Regions from separate parts of the Homo sapiens genome. Here regions 2 and 3 are each linked to region 1. The links are chromatin contacts, found by Hi-C or POLR2A ChIA-PET in ENCODE. All regions are on one chromosome and are shown on one strand. Each heading gives the region's core, a stretch centred on a gene start or an enhancer-like site at or near the end of the contact. The rest is flanking DNA. Distances are from core to core; before and after follow the strand shown. Region 1 holds the start of ICAM2 (intercellular adhesion molecule 2). Region 2 has its middle 66 kb from the start of LRRC37A3. Region 3 holds the start of SMURF2 (SMAD specific E3 ubiquitin protein ligase 2).

Region 1 (2,985 bases), core at 166-2,665:
AAATAAAAATAAATAGGCATAGCCAGGTGCAGCAGTTCAAGACTGTAGTCCCAACTAATCAGGAGGCTGAGGTGGGAAGATCACTGGATCCCAGGAGTTCGAGGTTGTAGTGTGCTATGATCATGCCTGTGAATAGCCACTGCACTCCAGCCTGGGAAATATAGTGTGACCCCATCTCAGTAAATAAATAAATAAATAAATAAATAGAGATGCATATGTAATAAAGCACTTAAAAATAAGAGAACAATAAACACAAAATTCCAGAGGGTGGCTACCTGTGGGTGGGAGGCAAGTAGCATAAAAGTGGACAAGTGGTGGCCAGGTGTGGTGGCTCACGCCTGTAATCCCAGCATTTTGGGAGGCCGAGGTGGGCGGATCATGAGGTCAAGAGATCGAGACTCTCCTGGCCAACATAGTGAAACCCTGTCGCTACCAAAAACACAAAAATTAGCTGGGCATGGTGGCATGCGCACCTGTAGTCCCAGCTACTTGGGAGGCTGAGACAAGAGAATCGCTTGAACCCAGCAGGCGAAGGTTGTGGTGAGCCAAGATTGTGCCACTGCACTCCAGCCTGGGCGACAAGAATGAAAACTCTGTCTCAAAAAAAAAAAAAAAAAAAAAAAGCAGATAAGTGGTGTTTGCAGTTTGGTGATACTCCATCCTTGTGCTGAGTGGCAGCTTCAGGTGTGTTTGGTATATTACTGTGCAGTATGATGTATATGTATGTTACATAAGCTTTTTATGCGTTACCTAGTAAATTTTACAAAAATAATAAAAGGGAAAAAGGGCCTTTCTACGTGCCTAGAAAGAAGAGGCTTCATGGGAATGTGAGCCATGGGTTAGGAAAGACCCCCTCGAACCGAGGCAGGTAGGAAGTGAGTGACTGAGATTCATTATGAACCCACCACGCCTGCCGGGGAGAACAGGGACTGTCCCTTCCCCTCTGCATCAGCTCAGATGGTCCAGATCACAGCCCACGTGGGCCCCTAAATAAGGAGGCAGCCCCACATTTCTACATCGGCCACCGAGATGGCAGAGCAGAGGAAGGAGAGAGGGGAGACAAATCAGGAAAGGAGCGCCAGGGCAAGTGCGTGAGCTCAGAGACCCAGCAGGGCAGGGCAGGAGCTTCACAGAGTGCAGAATGTCGAGCCACAGGAGCGCTGGGGATTCCCCAACCCCTGCACTTACCAGCGAGAAACTGAGACCCAGAGAGGGGAACGGACTAAAACTCAGACCTCGACACTGCCAAAATCCTTCCCATGCTGCCACGCTTCATTGGAGGGAAAGTGAGAAGCTCAACCTTACCCCTGTGGGCTCCAAGAAGGGTAGCTCTGGGATCCCGGGCAGGAAATTGGTGACAAGGTGACAAGGTGCGCGTGTCACAGCTGCCCAGTTCACGGCTTATTCAGTCTTCTCCCTCCCCCCACTCCCCACCAGAAGTGACGTGCTTCCTGTGCCCCGGTTCCCACCCTAAACTAGCCTCATTTAGCTCCACTCCCATTCCGCTTTTTTTTTTTTTAATTGTGGTAAAACGTACACAACAGAATTTACCATTTCAATTTTTTTTTTTTTTTTAGACTGAGTCTCAGTCACCCAGGCTGGAGTGCAGTGGTGTGATCTCGGCTCACTGCAACCTCTGCCTCCCGAGTTCACGTGATTCTTGTGCCTCAGCCCGCAGAGTAACCGGGACCACAGGCACCTGCCACCACGCCTGGCTAATTTTTGTATTTTTAGTAGAGACAGGGTTTCACCATGTTGGCCAGGCTGGTCTCGAACTCCTGACCTCAAGTGAACTGCCTTCCTCGGCCTCCTAAAGTGCTAGGATTACAGGCAAGAGCCACTGCGTCCAGCCAATTTTTTGTTGTGTTGTTTTTAAGACAGAGTCTTGCTTTTGTCACCTAGGCTGGAGTGCAGTGGCACAATCACAGTTCGTGGCAACCTCTGACCCCTGAGCTCAAGTGACCCTCCCTCCTCAACTTCCCAAGTGACTGGGACTACAAGTGTGCAGCCACCAGGCTTGGCTAATTTCTGTAGTTTTTGTAGAGACAGAGTGTTGCTTATGTTGCCCAGCCTGGTCTCAAACTCTTGAGCTCAAGCAATCCTCCCACCTCAGCCTCCCAAATGCTGGGAATGAGCCACCGTGCTAGGCCCATTTTAATTATGTTTAAGTGTACAGTTTGGGGCACTAAGTACATTCACATTGTTCTGCAACCATCACCACCATCCATCTCTGGAGCTCTCTCTTTCTCTTTTCTTTCTTTTTTTTTTTTTGAGATGGAGTTTCGCTCTGTTGCCCAGGCTGGAGTGCAGTGGTGTGATCTTGGCTCACTGTAACCTCTGCCTCCCAGGTTCAAACGATTCTCTTGCCTCAGTGTTTTTGTTGTTGTTGTTGTTGTTTGTTTGTTTGTTTGTTTTGTAGAGATGGAGCCTCACTCTGTCGCCCAGGCTGGAGTGCTGGAGTGCAGTGGTGTGATCTCGGCTCACTGCAACCTCCGCCTCCCGAGTTCAAGCAATTCTCCTGCCTCAGCCTCCTGAGTAGCTGGGACTACAGGTGCACGCCACCACGCCTGGTTAATTTCTTTTGTATTTTAGCAGAGATGGGGTTTCACCATGTTGCCTAGGCTGGTCTCAAACTCTTGAGCTCAGGCAATCCGCCCGCCTTGGCCTCCCAAAGTGTTGGGATTACAGGCATGAGCCACCGTGCCTGGCCTTGCCTCAGCCTCTTGAGTAGCTGGGATTACAGGCACGTGCCGACTGGCTAATTTTTGTATTTTTAGTAGAGATGGGGTTTCATCATGTCGGCCAGGCTGGTCTCGAACTCCTGACCTCAAATGATCCGCCCACCTCAGCCTCCCAAAGTGCTGGTATTACAGGCATGAACCACCACGCTTGGCCAGAACTGCCTTCCTTTTGAAGGCTGAGCAATATCCTATTGTGCGTGTGTGCCGCATTCTGTTCATGCATTCATATACTGATGGACACCTG
Region 2 (2,985 bases), core at 336-2,835, 960 kb after region 1:
TGATAGTATTTGTAGATGGGAACCTTTGGGAGGTGATCAGGCCATGAGAATGGAACCCTTATGAATAGTATTAGTGCCTTTATAAAAGAGACCCAAGGGAGTCAGCTCACCCCTTCCTCCACGTGAGGCCACTGCAAGAAGACACTATCTCTGAACCAGAAAGCAGGCCCTCCCCAGACACCAAATCAGCACCTTGATCTTGGATTCCAGTCCCTAGAACCATGAGAAATAAATTTCTTTGTTTATAAACCACCCAGTGTATCATATTTTGTTACGGCATCCTGAAAGTCTAAAATACATCCTATTTCATGGATAAAATGCCTTTTCTTATTTCTCTATAGATAGTAACTATACTACTTTTGAAGATTTGTTCTGTTGTTTCCTCTGTTTTGGTCTTTTTGTTTCATGTTAGAACTTTCCATAAACATCTGGTAATCTTTGGCTATCTGTTAAGATTTCATTATGAGGCACAAAAAACTGGTGGGGGGTTCTGTGTGCATGAATGTGGCTTATTCTCAGAGGCAATCTGGCAGATAATCAGCTTATTCACTGAGGGGATTCTCCCCAGTGTCTGAACTTGAAAGTTTCTTCTCTGCGACCATTGCATTTTTTTTCCAGAGTAGGATCATTTCCTAACTGACTGCCAGTGTTCTGGAAGCAGGTGCAGTGAAGAGCCTAAGAGTCCTACTAATGTGTGTGTGAATTCCGAATCCTTAGTCACCGTGTTCATCCCTAACCCATACTGCCACAAGGACTCTCAAGTCTCACAACTAATTCATTTTAACATGAGAAGATATTAAGAGGGTTAAGAGGTTCTCCATGATTCACCTACTAGTGTGAATTCATATCTTCTCCTTTTGCTTTTCCCCTGGCCCTTAGCTGATATCAACTGCTCTGAGGAAATGGAAGTCTGATTGGTCAGGAAGCAGGAATAGTGGGTAATTTGGGGTCCCAGACCCCCCTTAGCAGGCAAGCAGCCCAGAGGTGGGTAAAGCACTTTAGGAAAGGGTGCTGCAATCCAGGGACTACGGCCCTGGACCTGGACGCCAAAAGGGAGTTGAGAAAGTAGAAAAGAAAACTACTTATGCTTAAATTGTGCTCAGAGCCAGGTCTCTATGCAAAGGAGCAGCAGGTGACCTGATTTCTCCCTCCTGCACTGCAGAGAACCTGCCCTCAAAGACCCAGAGCTCAGCTTCAGTAGAAGTTGAACAGCACTGTGCGAGCGAACCTGAGAACCCAGTCACCCTGAGAAAAACGGTTTCTAGGAGAAAACACATTCTTTGATCCAAACAACCAACTTACAAATGATCTTTTGGACCACGTCCTGCCTGCAAACTGAGGCTCAATTCACCTTTAATGGGCCAGCTCTGGCAGTGCCAAGGGAGAGAGGCCATTAGCAGAAATGAAAAAAGCAAGAAATCTTTTAGTCCATTAGGTTAAAAGAAGATTTTTCATGCTTTATTATTTATGATTTGCGACTTCAGTTACTGTTTCCTGGAACAAATGTTATGATTCAACTTCTATTTACTGAAGCAAATAGATGCTTATCAGCAGTCATGCTACAAATCACAAAGCAGTCAGTAAGGCCTTTGGGGCTGTGGCCTCTTTTGCAATTCTTTGATGTCTTGTCAGGCAACTTATTTTCTGTGCCTTAGAGAGTTTCCAAAAGCTACCACAATCTGATGTGTGTGTGTGTGTGTGTGTGTGTGTGTATACATTTGTGTGTGTATATCTACATGCACTCTTTCTGTCTCTCTTTCTCTCTCTCTCTATATATGGCATATAAATACAGTAAATTCAAAGAATTGAGCAAAAGCAGATTTTGGTTTTTACTTTAAGAATATCATTTCACTTCCTGAAAAATTAGGAATTAGGAGTCCTAAGAATACCACATAGCATTTAGGAAGACTTGAGTGGGAGCTAAGAAAGTTCGAATGAGGGGAGGAAGAAAGTCCCTGGTCAGCCCGGTATAGTGACTCAAGCCTGTAAACCCAGCACTTTAGAAGGCTGAGGTGGGAGGATTGTTTGAGCTCAGGAGTTTGAGATCAGCCTGGGCAACCTAGCAAGACTCTGATCTCTATTAAAAAAAAGAAAGAAAAGAAAGCCTGGGCAGTGGCCTCAGTGAACCCTCGAGGATGCTGTGATCCTCTTGGTGACGTCCCCAGCCTCTGCTTCAGGATGACAGCATGGTCTCCTGCACCATAGCTCGGTCTGAAATTTTCGGTTTTTCTTTCAAGTTCCCCTTTTTCAGTCTTCAAGGGGGATGGAGGAGGTGGCCTGAATAAGACATAAATGAAAGAGGAAGTGTCTCAGCACCAACCAAACGTAAAACAGCGACAGCGACCCACTTAGCTTGTGACCTCTACGGAAATACTGAAGACGTCCTCTGTGTCCTTTTAGACTTTCTGGGGGAGGGGACAGCTGCTGCCCAGAAGCAAGCAGCTTCCTTTTGGCCAGGTCAGTGCAGGGAACCAACAAAGACAGGGACCTGTGGCCAGAAGAAGCACAGCCACAGCAGGTATCTGATTGGACTGAGCCAGGAAAGGCCTTCTTGCCCTTAGGGACCCCTCAAAGCTTCTTTCCCACAAGCTGGAAACTGCTTGGCTCACTGCTGTCCTAAATGCAGGTGCCAGCCGAGGGGGTTACCCTAGGACCGTGAGCCATTAACAGCTTGTCTCAAATACGCTTCTCCAAGGCAGTCAGCGACTCCCCACTGAACACCTGTGGGTTCCTGCTGGTGCTAACTTAGGCACAGGGCTAGCAGGTCCCTCCCCTGTAGCAGATGATGAGAGCAAGTGTGGTGCAGGAGGAACTGGAAAGAGAGCATCGTCAGAGGCGACACTTGCGTGGATTAAAACCATATATTCTTGTGCAATGTAAAATTGCCAACTTGCATCAGCATAACGAAGGACACACTTAGAATAGAAAAGCTGAGGAGGACAGAAGAATAGGAAGAACAACAAAATCATGCCTGGTCCTTTTGCC
Region 3 (2,985 bases), core at 219-2,718, 640 kb after region 1:
TCCTAAAACGGGGGTGGCATGTCCATGTAAGAATACCAAAAATGGCACTGTAAGCAAAACGTACCTGTAATGTTAAAGATTTCATGCACCTGGAATCATAAACACTTTGTAAGTGTAGTCTTCTATCTGGCAACCCCTCCGGACATTCTTTTCCATTTCGAAAAAGGAATGGGGAGGGTGGGGAGAGTAACAGAAAGTTTGCTCGAAAGTTTGTATGAGCACATACTTAGCAATGCACCCCCCCCAAAAAAGTGTGTTTTTAAAGCAGGTCTGGCGTTAGAAGTTAGACACAAGTTCTGCGGCCTAAAAGGAACAACCCCAAACATGCCACCCTACAATCAGACACTTCCAAAACACAGTGTACAATGAGCCCAAGCCGTCGGATCAGACAGGCACACCGGAAAAGTCAACCTGTCTCCTCACCTCAGAGACATGAGTTTAAGGTGTGTGGCCCGGGCAGCGGTGGCCGGCGGCGGGGAGTAAAGGTTTTTCATGCGGGCATAACTGGGTGTGTGCAAGGTAACAACCCGGGAACACACACGCACACCCTCCCGTTAAGCGCTCCATCTTTAAGGAGTGTTTACTGCGCGCAGTCAGCAACCGGATTCAATAATCCTCGCCACGGGAGCTCTTCATCCCCTTCACGATCTCACCTGGGCGGTAGCCCAGGGGCTGTTCCCCGAGCCCCGGGAGGCAGCGTCTGGCTCCTTGACCAAGACTTTCCGACCTGAAATCCGCCTGCGATGCGAACCGGTGTATTCTCCCCTCCACAAAACACCACCCCCCGCCCCGAGTCATCCTCGGCTTTTTAAACAATGTCCAAACCAGAGCAAGTGGTTTTCCAATTACTCTCCCTGAACTAGGCCTTCCCATTCCTCCGACCCCCAACTCATCATTGATCGCGACCCTGGCCCTTCCCAAGGCCACAGGCACCCCCCGCCAGCTCGCCCACCCCGCGGCTGCCCAGCCCGGCCCGCCGCCCCCCCTCACCTGTCAGGCGCAGCTTGACGGGCCCGTTCCTCCGGCCTCCGGGGTTAGACATGTCCCCGGCGGCGGGGGCGGCGGGGGCGGCGGGCGGCACGGGGGCGACGGCGAGGCGCGGCGGAGTCACCACAGCGGCCGGGGCTGGGGCCCGAGCAGCCGGCGCCTCGGCCGCCACGGCCGGAGGGTCCCGGATGTGCCGAGAGTCGTCGCCATGAGCCGCGGAGGGAGCGGGACGCCGAGCTCCCCCCTCCTCCCACTTCTCCTTCCTCGGCCCGGGCCGCACAACAAAGCGGCAGCCGCGGCCGCCCGCGCCGCCTCCGCCCGCGCCCCCGCCGCCTCCTCGCGGCCGCCGAGGCCTTTCCCTCCTCTCGTCTCGGCGAGGCCCAGTAGCCGACGGGGCTGGTCGGCTGAAGCGGGCGGTGCTCGGGGGCGCCGGAGCAGAACTCTGGGCTCGGCCGCTTCCTCCTCCACCCGCCCTCTTGTCTGAGGGACCCGGGACCTGGGGCCGCCGCCGCCACTCGTCGGCTCCGGGGGGCGGGGAGGAGACGGGAGGCGGGGCCGGCGGGGCGGGGCGGGGCCGGGGCGGGGCCGGCGGGCGCGCGCAGGGTGCCCTGGCGGGCACCGGCAGTCAGGGAGGGTGTGAGCTGCCGCCGAGGGTCCCACGCGGAACGCTGGGAGGGAGCAGGCAGGGAGCAAAGCGGCGGCGGGCGCGGCAGCTCTGTGGCACCTGGAGGGGTTTACTGTCCGGGCCACTTAAGGGAGAACTTTTGTCCAAGCAGGGCCAACTGCATTTTATTAGACGCCCACTGCGTGCAGGGCGCTCCGAGAGGCTGGGGCGAGGAAGGTTAGAACCGAGTCCGCTGCCTGCCGGGAACTTGGCGTCTTTCGGGCGAGGGAAGAGAAAGCATTCCCACGCCGATGGTTCCAGCAAAACCCCAGGAATGCTCTGCTCCTGGTCTTGTAGTTGACACCTCCATCCGGGACTCACCTGGTGGAGGAGATCAGGTTACCTGCCGACTCCCGCTCTTTTCAGGTGCAGCCAAGGATGGGGAGATGATACGTCTTAAAGGATTAACAAGATAAACCTTGGAGAGTAATGTATGAAGAGTTGTTCATACGCTACTGTATTTCGTTATCTCAGGAGGAGAAAGAGAAAAGTTTTTAAAAAATGTGTACCTTATCCTTTGACATTGTAACTGTACTGCTAGAAATTTATTTTTTATTTTTTTGTTTTTAGACAGGGTCTCCCTCTGTCGCCCAGGCTGGAGTGCAGTGGTGCGAACACGGCTCACTGCAGTCTCAACTTCCGGGGCTCAGGTGATCCTCCCACCTGAGCCTCTGGAGTAGCTGAGACCACAGTGTGCACCACTACGCCCCACTAATTTTTGTATTTTTAGTAGAGACATGTTTAGTAGAGACGTTTAGGTTTTCCCATGTTGCCCAGGCTGGTCACGAACTCCTGACCTCAAGCGATCAGCCCGCCTCGGCCTCCCAAAGTGCTGGGATTACAGACCTGAGCCACCGCACCGGCCCTATTCTTGACAAATAATCGTACAGAAGATGTTCTTTGCTATATTCCATTAATAACAAAAGGGGAATGAGGGAATAGCATAATAGTCCAGGAACCGCATGGTTTTTTATGCAGCCATGTAACTATTTTTATGAAGATCATATAATATGGAAGAATGTATATGTAATGCAAAGTTTAAAAACAGAATAGAAGTTGTATGCATATACATGCGAAAGTATCTAGCACAATGTAAACTACTAAGGACAATAGCGTGGGGGATTTTTTATGTGATTCGTTAGTTTTGCTTTAGGCTATTATAACATTAATGCAATTTTAAATGTTTTGGATTAATATATTTTAATCCTTATTCCATGCCAGTCATTTCTTTTAATACATCAGTGAACTCACTTCTCCAGATAGTTACCTGCGAGAACATTTCATCAGTTTGGATACAGCCCTACAATTAAAAGTAATCCAAAAAAGTATATGAA

The links. Hi-C counts contacts between places; a loop is a spot of excess contacts on that map. ChIA-PET counts read pairs that join two places held with the same protein, here RNA polymerase II (POLR2A). Pooled maps may share reads with other maps.
Region 2: a loop to region 1 is called in a map with no recorded cell type, with 8 times the contacts of the local background. The contact joins the enhancer-like site here to the promoter of ICAM2 in region 1. A Hi-C loop is called at or near these places in 2 of 37 single-sample maps with no recorded cell type and 6 of 50 pooled maps. POLR2A ChIA-PET finds 5 or more read pairs at or near these places in 2 of 52 experiments (GM10248 and T-cell).
Region 3: a loop to region 1 is called in a map with no recorded cell type, with 10 times the contacts of the local background. The contact joins the promoter of SMURF2 here to the promoter of ICAM2 in region 1. A Hi-C loop is called at or near these places in 1 of 168 maps with a recorded cell type or tissue (transverse colon), 1 of 37 single-sample maps with no recorded cell type and 5 of 50 pooled maps. POLR2A ChIA-PET finds 5 or more read pairs at or near these places in 1 of 52 experiments (A673).

What each region holds. Positions count from the first base shown.
Region 1 is chr17:64,019,218-64,022,202 of GRCh38, forward strand. It overlaps ICAM2 (intercellular adhesion molecule 2), which reads right to left and starts at 1,416. Exons shown (of 5, transcript NM_001099789.2): 1 at 1,306-1,416. RefSeq lists enhancers at 1,036-1,155, 1,250-1,750, 1,496-1,585, 1,806-1,855.
Region 2 is chr17:64,983,771-64,986,755 of GRCh38, forward strand. No RefSeq gene overlaps it. Among named protein-coding and RNA genes, the nearest start is that of LRRC37A3, 66 kb to the left of the region's middle. RefSeq lists enhancers at 1,136-1,415, 2,033-2,332, 2,613-2,662. Within about 2 kb of position 1,586, at least 28 of the 41 ENCODE cell types and tissues checked have a DNase peak (open chromatin) inside an H3K27ac peak, as active enhancers do.
Region 3 is chr17:64,660,839-64,663,823 of GRCh38, forward strand. It overlaps SMURF2 (SMAD specific E3 ubiquitin protein ligase 2), which reads right to left and starts at 1,469. Exons shown (of 19, transcript NM_022739.4): 1 at 991-1,469. The coding sequence starts at 1,042. RefSeq lists silencers at 963-1,162, 1,213-1,612 and an enhancer at 1,763-2,321.